Linked DNA regions of Mus musculus: region 2 is linked to region 1. The links are chromatin loops, found by intact Hi-C in ENCODE. Cell type or tissue: gastrocnemius. All regions are shown on one strand.

The links. Hi-C counts contacts between places; a loop is a spot of excess contacts. Peaks named below come from ENCODE experiments on the same cell type or tissue, not always from the same donor. Only the 100,000 strongest peaks of a DNase experiment are listed, where the experiment ranks them.
Region 2: it touches region 1 in a loop (4-fold over the local background); 20 of 42 quality-filtered maps call a loop at or near these places.

What each region holds. Positions count from the first base shown.
Region 1 is chr15:6,560,994-6,568,993 of GRCm38, reverse strand. It overlaps a transcript of Fyb not described here. Among named protein-coding and RNA genes, the nearest start is that of Fyb, 15 kb to the left of the region's middle. In gastrocnemius, no CTCF peak of the experiment used is centred here; a DNase peak (open chromatin) is centred at 3,909; H3K4me3 peaks cover 473 bases; H3K27ac peaks cover 426 bases.
Region 2 is chr15:6,226,734-6,234,733 of GRCm38, reverse strand. No RefSeq gene overlaps it. Among named protein-coding and RNA genes, the nearest start is that of Gm16311, 79 kb to the left of the region's middle. In gastrocnemius, no CTCF peak of the experiment used is centred here; a DNase peak (open chromatin) is centred at 3,255.

The sequences.
Region 1 (8,000 bases):
TTTTAGCAAGTTTTACTTAATTTCTTCCTTCCTTCATAACATGAAAGACCACCTTTGTAAGCCAAGTACTATCCCCAGCCCAGCAAAGCGAACCAGGCAAGTAGACCTTGTAGATGTCATACTAGAGCCTCCCACTGTCCTCCCAGGAAGATCTGCCTTCATAGATGAGTGAACACTAACTGACTCGCGCTCTCCTGCCAGTGACCTACTTCAGACAGCTCTCAGAACAAGAGATTCCTATATTTTGATAAGGGCTGTGAAATGGACAAACAAAAGAAGTTACTATGAACCTCAGCTCCTCCCTCTGCATCCCTCACCAGCTGTCAATCAGGATGCCTCTTTTTCCTCCCTAAGGAAACTGAAAGTAGAGGCTTGGGGCTGAAGCCCATCCTTCCATAGGGTTCCTGTGAGGGTCTTTACCCCCACATCCTTTTGGTGGGTGTTTTGACATCTTCTAGGATAGAGCAGTCTGAGAATGTTGGGTTTTTTGTTTGTGTAGTAGATATGGCAAAGGCAGAGCGCCTTCCCTATACTTTCAGGATAACATATTGCCTTGACATTTGTTCCTCCAACTGCAGCAGTGGTTTTTCAGCTCTCCTAATGCTGCAACCCTTGAGTACAGGTCCTCATAGTATGGTAACTCCTGATCATAAAATTATTTTCATTGCAATTTCATAGCTGTAATCTTGTTACTGTTATGAATCATGATATAATTAACTGATACGAAGGCTATCTGATATGTGGGGTTGCGACTCACCGGTTGAGAACCACTGATCTAGAGGCAAGAAGACACATCATAAAGAGTGCATTTTTTTTCTTTTTTCTTTTGTCACCTTGAATCCTTCTGGAGATAGTGTTAACGGAAGAGTTGGAAAGAATTGCTTTCATTATGTCCTAAAAGAAACCTGCTAGGCTGGCGGAAAGGCCTCACTGGGGAAAGTGCTTATCATGCAAGCATGAGGAATTAACTTTGAATCATAGGAACTCAGATAAAGCCCTGTGGCAGCAACCATGTTGCAAGTTAGGAAGCTTGTAGTCCTGCTGTATAGTGAGTGAGTGGTGTATAGAGTGCTGGATGGAGAAGAGACCATGTTGCAAATAAGATAAAAGGTACTGTGAATGTGCTCAAGTGATCTCTCTGTCTCTCTGTCTCTCTGTCTCTCTCTCTCTTTCACACACACACACACACACACACACACACACACACACACACACACAACATAATTTTAAGAAGAAACTGATAGATAATGTTTTCATTATTCTCGTGCTTACTTCCCAGTAAAAGCTTTGGTAAATCACAGGAAAACCTGAACAGTTAAATAGAAATAAAATCACGTCTCTAACTTTGTGGGTACGGATGCCAAGCCCAAGCTGCTATCCCCCATCCTGCGCTGCTCTAGGGCACAACACAAGGAAAGACGAGTCAGTGTAGAGCGGGGCAGGGCCTGGGAGGATCAAATGAGTGTGTGGGGTATCAGAGCCCTCCTTCACTACCTCTGCAAATTCCTCTAACTCAGCCCACCCTCGCTCAGGTTGAGAAATCAGACCCCGTTCCACTGGACCAGGAAAATGATAACTGCTCACATCCGTTGTTGTCCACATGCTTGCTTCTCTGTTTCCACATTAGATGGAGAACTTACTATTATTGTTGCTTCATTTTAGCAATTAAAACACTCCAACTCAATTGAAAAATAATATTTAATATTCTGGGTCTTTAAAAAAAATAGTGACCAACCTGAAACCGACGCCCAAGGCAGTCCTGTTTCAAATATGGTGATCTGGTGTTGGTGGCTATGTTAGTTCTTCTGGCCTTTAAAGCCTGTTTGGGAATGAAACTCATTTGGCCAAGAGTCTGCCTTCAACACAGTCCTAACAGCTTCCTTCGTGACAGGGATCTAAGTGCAGTTTGATAGCTCTGGGGCTCCCTTCTGGCTGTTCAGCAAAGGAGTGAATTTGGCAGCAGGGTCACGCCCTTCCACCACCAAAACTGACGTGGAGTAGGTGAAGTTCAAATGAATGGATGTCTCAGGGAAAGTTCGAGATGCCTTCGTGATGGTCAAGAGCTTTGTGAACCGAATATGTCCCGACCACAGCTCATCCAAAAAAGACATCCCTCCCTCCACTGAGCTTACAGTCTGCGGCGTTAGGCTGCATGGTGCCCAGACCCACGGGGGATGGAGAGGGGAGTGGGTTCTGTAGGAATGGGGAGACAATGTGAAGTCTGCTGATTCCCTTTGGCTTTTGTGGCCACTTCTTCTTCCTTACCTCAAGACTTCTGCACGCAGAGAGAAACATCACAAGCCATACCGTGCAGGACTGGCTCCTATGTAATGTGTGAAAAACAAAAACAAAAACAAAAACAAGCCGGGCATGGTGGCACATGCCTTTAATCCCAGCACTTGGGAGGCAGAGGCAGGTGGATTTCTGTGTTCGAGGCCAGCCTGGTCTACAAAGTGAGTTCCAGGACAGCCAAGGCTACACAGAGAAACCCTGTCTCGAAAAACCAAACAAAAACAAAAACAACAAACAACAAACAAACAAAACAAAACCCCCAAACAAAACCCCCAAACAAACAAAAAACTCACCACCAACAAAAAAACCCAAAAAACAAAAACAAACAAACAAACAAAGAACCCCCCCCCAAACGGCAGTGGCTTTTCTCTTCTGTATTTTGTCCTTTTTAAAAAAACCTCGACATTATTCGTCTCATTTCTCTTTTCTTTTAAAAAACTCTCTGGCGGAGTTAGTTTCCATCTCTGAGCTTCTAAAGATCCTAGAGACATAGTTACATTGGAGAATAAGACTTTAAAAAACCTACAGGGCCAGGGCTGGAGACAGTGCTTACTGCTTAAGGACACTGGTTGTTTATCCCGAGGACCTGGGTACCCAAACAGTGGCTCAGCATCTGCTGGACCCCCAGTTCCCGTGGATTGTGGTGCCCTCTTCTGTTCTCCATGGGTACTGCACACAGTTGAGGTACATAGATATCCAAATATTAACAACAACAACAGAATCAACATGGACAAAAAAAAAAAAAAAAAAAAATAGTGATGAGGTCTCAACCCTACATTAAGACATAAAGGCGACTAAGGAATGCTGAATCCAGGAGAGATACTCTTTCCCAGGGAAATGCACACGGACTGGCTGGCAATAACAAATGTCAGCGCAGAAGAATGTACATATGAGTACCATTATACAGATCGAGCGGGTTGTATTTATGAATTTAGAAATATATCTAAGTAGCAACAGTGAAAATAAAAGAGGCTATGAATTTGAATAGGAATGGGGGGGGGGAGACACGGAAGGATTTGATATCTAATTATGACCTCCCACACGAATGGTTTAACTTGGTTTATCTAGAGTTTTTCTTTGCACAAAAAGTACAATTTGATGACATCAGTATTTGATAGAAAAATATAAGGAAAATTAAAAAAAAGATTAAATGTTTAAAATAGAAGATTCGAGAATAGTCACAGTTTCTTCATTCTTGATGAATGTCTTGACCAGATTTTTTTTTTTTTAAAGTGGGGAAAGGAAAGCCTCAAGGTCAGCTGAGAACACAGGGAAGACTTTCAGCAAAACCGCAATGTTTCCTCCCCTTCCTTCTGGCTCCACCCCTTTGATTTGGATAGCAAGTTCCCTATAGGGCTGGAGTGCCTGGAGAGGCCCCATCTGGCTTGCACCCTACCCCTGACTGCTCACTGTGTTTCTTGTTAACCTCTTATCCTCACGCTCCCTGGTCCCTGTCTTTCCGATCCAGTGAACACACACCGGTCAATGTTCTCTGGCTGTCCGGCCGACCGGACATGAGACACATGAGTTGGCAATCTGTTTTAGACTCCTTTTTCTGACTCACAGTCTTACCTCCTGTCAGCGTGTCCCTGTCTCTCAGCCTCCCAAGTATCTTTGGAATTTCGCCCTCCCCTCCCCCACCGAGCACTGCCTCTAGTCTTCCTGTCTGGCACTAACACAGCCTCTTACAGTACTGCTTTTCTTCAAATAGGATCCTTTCCCCGTAGGCCTGTCACGATCTCTCTGTGATAAACGAATCACATTTGCTTAAAGCATTTCATTGGGTTTCCAACCCTTAGGGTTAAAAAAAAAAAAAAAAAAGACATTTTTTTAAAACTTTCTTGAGTTCTGGGTATTGAACCTATAGACTTACTCTAGGTAAGTGCTTTAATATTCCATATTCCAAACCCTCAGTGGCAAGTGACACTGTTTTATTAACTTGGAAGACATCTATAGTCGCACACAGCACCCACTTCTCTCAATTCCTGCCTTCCCCGTAACTTCACCTGGACTCCTGCACATCTGTATGTAAGCTCAGGTCACATTATTCTCTCACACTCGCCTCCTAACGATATTATCACGTGGTAATATCGTTATGTCCTGATTCATTAAATCTTGTCCTGTCCCAGTTGACAAGTTATTGGTAGTTGATGGCTGCTGAGGGAGGAGCATCATCTTGCTTTGAGGAGTATGGCCACAGCAGGTCCCCCATGCTCCAGTGGGTGACCTAACACTCATGTGCACACTGGCAGTACTAATTGCACTCTGTGGGCTCAGTTAATTAATCAATTAATTAATAACTAGAAAATGAGCACCTGGAAATGAGAAGGAGATGTGCTGAAAAGTCCTGGGTGCAGAAAAAGGGTGAATATGATCAAGATACATTGTATACATGTATAAAAATTTCAAGTGTGTATTTAAAGCATCAGGGGACATTTATGCCAACAGCACATAACCAAAGCAAGGTTTTAATCTTTATTAGACCTTTGATTTGGAATAAAAACAAGGATTCCAAAATAATTTGGACCAAGATGAAGAAATTTCAAGATGAGCCATCAATAATATACAACTGTTATGGTTTGTAGGCTTGATAATCATTTTGTAAGAGATGCATACTGAAAAATTTAAGAACTAGTTATTCCATTTTACATAGTTTATGTACTCAGGTGGTTTATGAAGTATTTATATAAACACGTGTGATGCGTCAAAATGTTAAAAATCTGAATGAATTTAAATGATGAGAATGAAGGATTTCAGGAATTATTGTTTAAGCTTTTCTGTAAATTTGAACTAAAAAAAAAACAGAAACAGAACAACAATAACATTGAAAAGGGAAATGTAGACTGGGCATTTTCACATTCAGACAGACGTCTGGCTGCCTGTGAGAGTCTAATCCCATTAGTGGTCTAGAGAGCTGGCATGGCTTGCTCTACTTGGTCCCGTCATGAAAGTCACCTGCCTGACCTCAGCTGGCATTGGCTTTGCAAGTCATGATGTGATGAGCCTTCGAAATTCTCCTCCTGGCTTATCCTTCATGGCATTGCTTCTCCTGAAGTCTACAGACTGACCTCAATTATGACCTTGAAAAATCCACATGGAAACTGGAAACCATGGATTGCATGAGCTGTAAGAGCATGTATGTCAGATCACACACATGTAAATGCATCTCCCCCAAGTCAGTGGCCAGATGAAGGGGAGAAGCATCAAGAGATAACCTTTTTCCTGGAGAAATAACATCTCTATCTTCCAGAACTTGGATCCTGGACACACCATCATGATGAGCAAGCCTGAGTTTTGTAGGTAGTGAGCACAGAGGAACCCCAGGAAAGTCGTGATAGTCTGTGGCAAGTAATGGCAGCAAATAGGCCCCCGGAATAATGATGATTGAAGTTTGACTTTCTTTGAGCACTTGGTCTTTCTTTGTCTTTCTTTGACTTTCTTTTATATTAGAAAGACCAAGGAGCTGTTGAGATGGCTCAGTGGTTAAGAGCACTGGCTGTTTTTCCAGAGAACCCAGGTTCAATTCCCAGCACCCACATGGTGGCTCACAATTGTCTGTTACTCAAGTTTCAGGTCCTTTGACACCGTCTTTGGTCCTCCATAGACAATGTATGCCCATGGTGCCTGGGCATACATGCAGAAAAAAATACTCATACACTAAATAAGTAAGTAAACAAATAAATAGATAAATACCAGCTGGAGACACTGTCACCTGTAGCAATGCTCTGTGAGTCTTCCCCCTCCCCGAGTCACCCCCCCCACCCCCCGAATTGAAGGAAGAGGAAGCAGAGCTCCAAAGCTGAGGTTCTCCTGAATACAAAAACCCCACACATTTTAATCTTACATCACCAGACTTAGGTGTTTTTAGATATGATATTTCTGCAATGCTCTCAATATAACCAAGTACAGCTATCTTATAGAGAAACATGAGAAATATTACTCACAACTTATTCACCTTTGAACCCCAGGACATATTGTTTTATATGCCAAAGAGGAACTGCAGGGGAAATGATTCAAGTTCAAGGTTATATGGGAAAAAAAAAACCCAAATGCATAGTGCTGTGTCTATTACAGCACAAGATATTTTAAGCCTTGAGGAAGAGTGGTCACGAGAAATCATTTCAAGATGGCGGAGCCTGAAATACTACTTGAGAGATGTGTAGTGTTTGGTGGGATGGGGGAAAATGTGAATAAGGAAGTGACCAGAGACGAAGTATTTTCAAAATTCTTCTGTGCCACGAGGTAAATAGCTACAGGGAGTATTCTTCTTTTCACAGAGGTCCGGGGAACTGAAACAGAGAAGTCTAAATTCCCACGGACTTAGCTCATCTCAGATGCTCCTTCTTTAGTTGGGGTTTGACCACTAGGCCACCTTGGCATTAGCCTGTGTGTGAAGCCTTGGAGGGGAGTCTAGATAAGGTTGGGTAGAGTTTGACAATGGTGATGAGACTTGAGGAGTAATGGCAAACCTGCCTCAGACAGGACAGAGTCTATAGGGATACAGGAGAAGGCTATATTGTTCAAGTGTGTGGCTCTGGGCTCTTGGGAAAAGGATTACTATAGAATAATGAAGAACAGTGATCTTTTCCTTCCTCCTCCTCCTCCCCCCTACTCCTCCTCCCCCTCCTCCTCCCCCCTCTTCTCCCTTCCCCCTCCCTTTCTCTCTCTCTCTCTCTCTCTCTCTCTCTCTCTCTCTGGGTAGGTAAGGGTATAAGGGTTACTGGAAGAAGTAGGCAGACTAATATCTGTTTAAAGGACATATGCGTGCATGCATGAAACTTCCATTCTCTTTAGTAGTCTTCCTTGATCAATATGAACACTGTAGTGGCTAAAGCTGTAACTCAATGGGTAGATGTCTTTATTGGCATAGACAAGGCCTCATGTTCCACCCCTAGACCTTGAAAACGAGCAAACAAACTAAAACCAAAACCATTTGCTTTGTTATATTTAAACCATTGATTTGATGTAAGTTTTACTGGTATCATTAACCCCCAAATATAAGTCATATGAAAATAAAAAAAACAACAGGCTTCTAGGAATGTGAGACAGATGACTTAGGCAGTAGGCTACTCATTATTCTTGGAATGACCCACAAATACGTGTGTGTGTATAATATATATATGTGTGTGTGTGTGTGTGTGTGTGTGTGTATGTGTGATATCCATGTGCTTTTACTACAGCCTCAGCCCAGGCTGCCAATAGTTCCAGCCATCTTCTCCAATTAAAATTAAATCCTCATTTAAAACTCTTGTGAACACAGGATCCTGAAGTGACTATTTTGTGAAACAAAAGAGTTTGTATGCAACTGGAAAGTGCTAGCAAATCTTTGTTTGAGCAAATGAGTGGTTTTGTTTATGGGGGGATAAAAGTACGTCTTAGTTGTGGCTGTGAAAAGAATAATTAGCTGATGGGGCTATGAAAACATGGGAATGTCTCTAAGAACGCTTGACCATCTGACCAACCGTCCCCTCCGCTTCTTCCCTTCTTCAGTTAAGTGTTGTCTAGGAGGCTATTTCCCTTATGTTTGTACATTCCATATTCTAGAGCCTTGATTGTAAGCTCTGTGGACTCACTGGATACTTAGAACTCACTGGAGGACCCTGAAGAACTTTTAATGATATGGTAATCATTGAGAGCACTTCTATTTTTTAGTAATCCATTTAGAATAAGACATCATTAAATAGTAATAAGACTATCACTTTTATGAA
Region 2 (8,000 bases), 330 kb after region 1:
TCTTAAAGACCATGCCCACACTGACACACTTCTAACAAGGCCACACCTACCCCAAAAAGGCCACACCTCCAAATAGTGCCACTCCCTGGGCCAACCATATGCAAACCACCACATACACCTACCCCTGTTTTTGTTGACCTGGAACTGCAAAATATACTTTGCAGATTTGTGGGTGAGAGTCTCTCAAGAATGGCCTGTATTGCTTACAGGTTTATTACCTGCTTGTGGACGAAGGACTAGCATAGGAGGGTCTTGTTTTTTTTTTTTTTTTAAGCTGATTACAATTGTAATACAATATTTTTATATGGCTATGACATCTCATTAGAATTTTCTCGACACCAGGGGAATCAATGTGGCCTCATACACTTCTGCCTTTCATCCTTGGTGATTATCTCAGCTCCACCTGCATCCGGGTCAAATGGAGGACAGGTTGTTGAGTGTGTAGCCTGTTATATTATGCTGCAGAAAAGCCTGCTCAGTTTTGTTTTGAGACAGGGTCCTCATGGCTTTAATATAGGCTTATAAATCACCGCCTTTCATCAGGTACCCTGGCACACCTTGAGATTTTGCATTTAAATTCAAGCTTCTGAAATAGATATGTTCATGCATAAGTTCATATGAGCATGGCCTCTTTAAATGGGAGTGGAAAACCCAACACTTCAAAAACCTTTGTTCTGGGCTGTGACATGGCATTTTAATGTCTTTCCTCATGTTTCCTCAACCACACGCCCAGCTAAGACTTGACACTAATGCCCCCAGCTCTTTGACCCTGGACTACCAGGTACTTTGTTACAATTTTGAGTTTCTAAGGAGAGAGTCATGTTCTCCCTTATCTTTCTATGTCCCTTGTCCCGTCTGTGTGTTAGGACATTGTGCAGATGGAATCACTTGCTCAGCATGCAGGAGTGGCCTGACCTGTCTGGAGAATGAAACATCCTCCTACACGCTCCTGCAGGACATGGCCAGACATGTAGAGCAAACAGTAGTGTCTACTATGGGCTGGCTGAGAGACTCTGCCTTTTAGGTGAACAGAAAGGTTCTTGAAGAACATAGAAGGGAAGAGTCTTAGGTATTATAGCAAAGAAGGTCCCCTTTCTCTCCTGCTGCTTTCTTAGCTTAGAGATCCATAGCATACATTTGCCCCCTGGGATGCTCTGCACTACACTGTCGTGAGTGGAGCATCTGCAGTATTTCAGCAAGCCACACAAAAGGCACCATGAGGAAGATGAGGAAAGGGAAGTCCTGGATCCCTAGAGGTTTACACTTGTCGTTTCTTTCTCATTGCCTGAACTTGATCCCCAGGTAGCGATAACCTCTTTTCTGAGTGGCAGTAGGCTTGAGGTGGAAGCTGGGGGGTGTTTCCTATAATCTGCTGTCTGCCTGCGTGCCTGCCTGTTGCTGAGCCGTCTGAAGAAAGTTGGACAGCTGATGAGTGTGTGTGAATTCTGAGAAGAATCTGCTTGCTCTGACTTCCCCAGGACACCTGGAGTGGCAAGAATCCTCCAGACAAATCAGAAAAACAAATTGCTTAAAAGAGTGATTCCCTTTACGAAGTAGCCATTTTAAATTACAATTCATCTCTGAAGAATGGAAGAATAACATCTACTAGGTAGTTAATAATGTACATTTTAATGTTTTACTGAAGTTCTGGAGACCACACCAAGGTCCTTACGTATACGGGGTTATCACTCCTCCAGTGTACTATACCGTCAGCTCAATAATTATTGTCTTGAAGTTAGAAAGGGAGGGGTTAAAGCTGTGCCAACAGAGTGGGCAACTGAGAGTGTGCCTCCTCCAGGAACAAACTCAGAACACTCCAGGCCTCTCCTCTCCTTTTGTATTTGCTGTTGCACATATCACTTCATTCATAAATGGGCTCTATCTCACAAATTAAATGATAGTTTTATGTATTCTGTCTTAACTCCCTAACCATATATATATATTTTTAAGAATAAGCACATATGGCATAATTTTAACTTGCTGCAAAGTAACTCCTGGCTTAGTTTTCCATCTAAAGCCTTTACTTTAAGAAGTTTTCGTTTGTTGGTTAGTGACTAAATCACAGGGATTATCAGAAACATTGGGCAACCCAGTGGTTTGACTTTGGTTTGCTTCTGTGGAGTCTCTAACAATGACATTAATTATAGCAGCAAATTAACATGCAATGTGTACAATGCATGGGAAGCTCCTGTCACTCCACTGCACTCATGGAAAATATGTGTAAACTACTCATCACGCTGACCCTTAAAGTATATTAAATAGTTATAACTTTTCCTTGTCAATGAGGAGAAACCATTTTCATGTCTACAGTTTTTCAATTGCATCACAATATGAATATTTTCATCCTTTGAAATATCCACATCCTAGTTTGTTATTGATTCTGACTTTTAAAAATTCTTAAACTCTAAGCCTCAATTTTTAAAATTCCCCCAAAAATGTTATAGACAGGACAGGACTCAAACACCAGTGACTCATGAAATAAGGAGATAATTTTCTAAAATTATTTTTAAATTTTTATAGCTTTATTACTGTAAGTGACTTTGTAATTACAGTTAATTGTAACTGATTTTTCTTTTCAGTGTGGTAAAATGATTAATACTATAAGCTTTGGAGACCAATAAAGGCGTTAAAATCTGACTACCCCTTTTAAAGTGTGACTTGGGTCAATTTTCCAATTTCCTTGTTTGTCATATGGAGCAGAGTACTGTGTCATAGTGTTGTGCTTGTTGTTGAGGGCTAATGTGACAAAATTCTAAACTTGGCATAGTGTCACCGTGGTGACGAGGTAAAGAGACAGTATTCTAAAGCTGTGCTTCTCAGGGTTCCTGGCAGGAAAATGCTGATACACTCAATCGAGGAAGTTTAAGAAGAGTTTAAGAAACTTACATTACAGAGATAAGAGTTAATGACGGAGGTAGCTGCAGGGTGGCTACTACTGTATCTTATAATCAGGAGGGGGGAGGGGGAAAGGGAAGGGAGGGGGAGGGGGAGGGGAAGTAAAGGGGAGGGAGAGAAGAAGAGAGGGAGAGAGTCTCTTTGCTGTCCATCCCTCTAAGCCTGAGGGATGAGCAGAAAGAGATCTGGAGGGAATCATATGTGTGGGACATACGTTGGATGTGGGGTCACTTACTAGTGACTCGGCCAGTATGAAGGAAGAGAAGAGGAGGTGGAGAAATCCTGGAAGAGACCCAACACAGAGACAGTTGGCCGAGTGCCAGCTGTCGTAGCACTCGGTGAATGCTCACAGCTCTTCAACTAAATAGGACAGAACTAGTGTTGATAGCTATAAACTGTCTTCTGGTGTCTGCCCGCTTCCCTCCAGGACATCTGATGCCTCTGTCTGCCAAGCCAGACCGAGGAGGGTGAAGCAGAGCCAGAGGAGTAGGTTCCATAGGGCTCCAATCCAGCCAGGAATGCCGGGAGCATTACAGCTCTTCACCTAAATATGACAGAGATACTATTTCTTTCTTTCTATGTCTTAAGAGACAAAAATAGTATCTGGTTTTATATGCCTAGAGGTATCACAGGGATTACAATCTGGTTTCTACCAATTCATCTAGATTTCTGAAGAGTTTTTTTAGTTCAGGGGCTAGAGACTGAGTTTCCTAAGTGCCCGCTGACACACCTCTCTTGTGTTGGGGAATAAACATGGAGAAGAATTTCCATGGCTGTCATAACATGTGTTGCTCCTGCTCATGCTACCTGTAATAGTTTGGATAAGAAATGTCTTCGATAGGCATTCAGCCCCTAGTTGGTCGCTCTTTTTGGAGAGGCTTAGCGGACATGCCTTGCTGGGGAAAGTAAGTCACAGGAGGAAGGCTTTGAGAGTTCATAGCATGCTCTACTGCCCTCTCCCTCTTTGCTTCCTCGATGCAGTAAGAGGTGTAATCTCCCGGCTTCCTGCTCCTGCTGCCATGACTATTGCTTGCTGCTGTGCTTATCTACCAGGACAGACCTTTACCCTCCTGCAACCGTAAGCAAATAAACTCTTCCTTCTGTGAATTGCTTCTGGTCATGATGTTTGTCACAGTAACAGAAAAATTACTCGTACATTATCTACATATTTCTTACTTCTACATACTTCTTACTAAGACTAAAATGAACACCTTGCTTATTAAAACGGCTTTCTAAACAGTGGTACATGCTAAAACTTACTCTTGGGCTCTTCCCGTTGTAAAGCCAGCTCCCGAATGGCCTTTTCAAATCTTACTGATTTAAATGTCATTTATAATGAGAAGACATCAATATTGCCCTAGATAGATCTCGATTACCTTGATGTCCTTGCTAGCATATCCCATGATGCACTGACCGTTGTATTTTGCCGAAGAACCACAGTAGGAAAGTTGACGCCCAACCACATTCTTAATTCTCCCTTGTGCATCACCAGCCCCTTCTGAAAATTCTTGGTAGTTGTTCGGCTCACAGAAGGTACTGAGCTTTAGACTTCGTGCCACTACGTGCATTGTGGAGTTCTCTTTCTTTTACCTCACCTGGTTTAGAATCATTCAGACCCATGTCCACAAGCCAGTCTCATCAACTTCCTTTGAAACACCATTACTTTTACCGCCCTTTAACTGTAGGCTTGGGTTGATCTCATCACCTGAATTTGAATTAGCAATCTCTACATTATGCGCTCACACTCATAGGTTCCTCTTCTCCCGTGGTGCAGTCACGCTTTCTGCAAAGTCAGGGCACTTCTCTGCCCACTTGAAGTCAAAGTTTCCCCTCCAAAGTTGCAATATGATCTATGCTGTCAGTCCCTCTGTCTGATTGTCTCATCGGTTGTTCTTTCCAGGTACATGGGGCTTCCTTGCTGATTCACTGATCCATCGATGAGCTCAGTATTCCCTACCTGGACAGGCATCCGCACCTGTTTCCCAAGCTTTGTAGGCTCCTTTCTTCCCTCGATCTGACTGTCTACATTTTCAACAGCCTTGCTCAAGATCTCTTCCTAGGTGGGGCCTTCTCTGACCGGGAAAATAGAACACACAGTGGTGGCACTTTCGACCTCGCTTACTTGATTAATTCTTTCACACAGTGAGCTCAACATCTCGCTTGGAGTTTCATGTTCTTCTTTGTGTTTAATCTTCTTCTTAGCTTATAAACTCTAGGTGGTCAGGGACGTCTGGCACACTTAATGCTTGCTGTATTTCCATGGCTGAGACATGGATGAACTAATGCATGACACAGAGTTGCTAGGCTAGTTTACATTTTATGATTCTCTGGGTCATTCTGATTTTTCTAAAATGAAATAATTCCTGGGATCTTGGTCGATGCTGTTTTATTGATTGATTGATTGCCAATGCTTAACATAGAAGGTGATTTTTAAGTTGATTTTTGTTTTTAAAGGAAATACAATTTTTCACAAACTTTAAAAAAAACCAGTAAGTCATAAGACATAAACATTAAGATGACAAAGATTTCCACCAATAATTGTTTTGAGATTATCTGTCCAGCATTCAGAACACACAGGATCCTGGACGTCTGTCTGTTTTTTCCTGCCATCATTATGGTTCCAGACTTGTTGCGCGCGCTCAACAGGCCAGGAAGAACGACGCTGCTACAGGATCCTTCTGCACACATTTATTCAGTCCTGTTTCTTCTTTCTCCATATATCTCCCTTGTTTATATATCTCCCTTGTTTTTATATCTCCCTTGTTTTTATATCTCCCCCGAACCCTGGGCCTCTCACTCTTTTATACTCTCAGTTCCCATCCACGCACAGCAGGCCACGCCACCTCACCAGGCACGCAGCTTCAGCTAATCAGGGCAGCAGGGGCATATCTCCATCAAAATGGATTCACCAGTATCCTGGTACACCTGCGCAGCTCTCAAGATGTTTGTGGTTTATATGAGGAAGTCAGGTGCAAGTCATATGACTTAGCTACAGTCCCTGGCGCCTTTGGGACTGCCGCCACACCCGCTCCCCACAATTCCCCCTTTTTTCTTTTTTGGCAGAGAGAATGTCTGTAGATAGCCCCCCGCAGCCATGCCCCTTACCCGTCCTTGGGTGACAAACAGCATTGGTTTGATCCCTGTCTTAGGTTGGTGACATGCCCAGGGAGTCTTATCACTGACTACCTCTCTATTATGCCAAGCCACTCCTGGGGAGATTGTGTTTTGCTTGCGGCAGGTGCATCAAAAGGCCAGGATGTTAATTAACCTATGGCCAGATCTTAATTGCTGCAAGCAAGCCTCATGGGTGAAGGTAGAGGTCTGATCCCCAGTGTGCAAGCATAGGGGCCCTACACAAAACCATCCCTTAGGCTCATCACCCAGAGAGGTCTTGGCCAGCTCCCGTGTCGTTTTTCCTGGGGGAAGGGAACTAGGACACTGAACCTTCATGCAATCAGACGTGCCTTCCACAGGATGCCAACAGCAAGCTATCCTCTGTGCAGTGCTTAGCCTCGCACCCCACGGCATAACGCAGCATAATTTCTTTTAGAGCGGCAAACCGAATCTGAGGAGATTGTCCCGCCTCCACTGCAGCAAAAGCCTACGCTACCATGGCGAAAGTGTGGGCCTGCACACTCTGCACCTAACACATGTGCCAAACACACAAAACACACACACTATAACAAGCATACATCCCAGGGCTCTCATCCCCACTCATCTTCTCTGAAGCAAGGGATAGATAGCCAGCGGGGCTATCTCTTTAAGGGGAATTCAGGGATCAAAAAGCGTGGAAAAATTTGAATGTCATGTCGAGCTGGTATCGGCTTCTGGAATACCGAAAGGATCTCTCATCTCGGCTCCATCCTTTGTGTTTGTGGGATCATCCACCACATCCACAGGGGCAACTGGATCAGGAGCCTCATTCTTGCAGTGTCTCACCAATCTCTCCGGCACCCAAAGAGGTTCCGTCTGGTCCTGTGGAAACACACAAACAGACCCTCTCGCCCACGTCAACACCTGATCCTGTCGATCCCCAGGGGAGATGGACACAATACCTCGTGGTAATGAGACCATAACCTCAATCACCTGTGTGTCCATCTGGGGAGTCAATATGAGAGTCAAGTTTTCACTAACTTCCCCTCTGTTAGGCAATGATTTCCACGCCCTTATAGGAATCTGATTCACCTGCTCAAACACCTGCACTGGATATCCTGTCTGTTGTTGTGCAAATCTACCTTGATCAAGCAGCATATCTCTATCCCATGCAAATTCAGCTTGATCAGTGAAAATAGGACATCCCAGCAAGGAGAATCTATCCTCTTTCCAGACCTCCGGACAGAAGGTCTGCCCATAGATGGCTGACGAGGAGGCATAGGGAGGGGGAGCAAAAGCTAATTCGCCTTCCTCCTCCGCCTCAGCTCTTTTATTTTGTCCTTTCTGTCCACCTGATAACACTGTGTCTCCTTTCTTTTTCCTTTTTCTTTTTAAGCCCTTTTCCTCTTCTGACATACTTTCTTGTTGCTCTGTAAGGATTTTCTGACCTGTCTTGACTGCCTCTACACACAGTTTCAAACAGTAACAGAGTCCATATATCAGAACAAACAAGACCAAAACTATCAGACCTACCCACAAAGGGTCAATGGGAGAAAAAAGCATAACTACACAGCGAGGATCTATTGATCACTACACTGAGGTTATCATAGTTCCTTAACTTGTCCCCAAACCAGGAACCTTAACTTGTCCCAAAACCAGGAACCTTAACTTGTCCCAAAGCCTGCTTCCTGGCAACTTTATATTCGCCTCTATTTTATCCGAGGTCCTTCCCAAACTCCTGGGTTACTTTGTGCCTACTTCTTGGCAACTTTATGCTCACCTCTATTTTATCCGAGGTCCTTCCCAAACTCCTGGGGTCGCAAGTTTCACTCACCGCGAACTTACCCTGCCGGCAACCACTGATTGCTGAAAGTTCTGAACTCGGTGGGGGAGTCAGTTCCCCGTACGGGCCACCAATTGTCGCGCCTGCTCTCGACCAGCAAGAACGATGCGACCACCAGTCCTTCTAACAGCAGTTTATTCAGTCTTCATCTTTCTTCTTTCTCTTCATC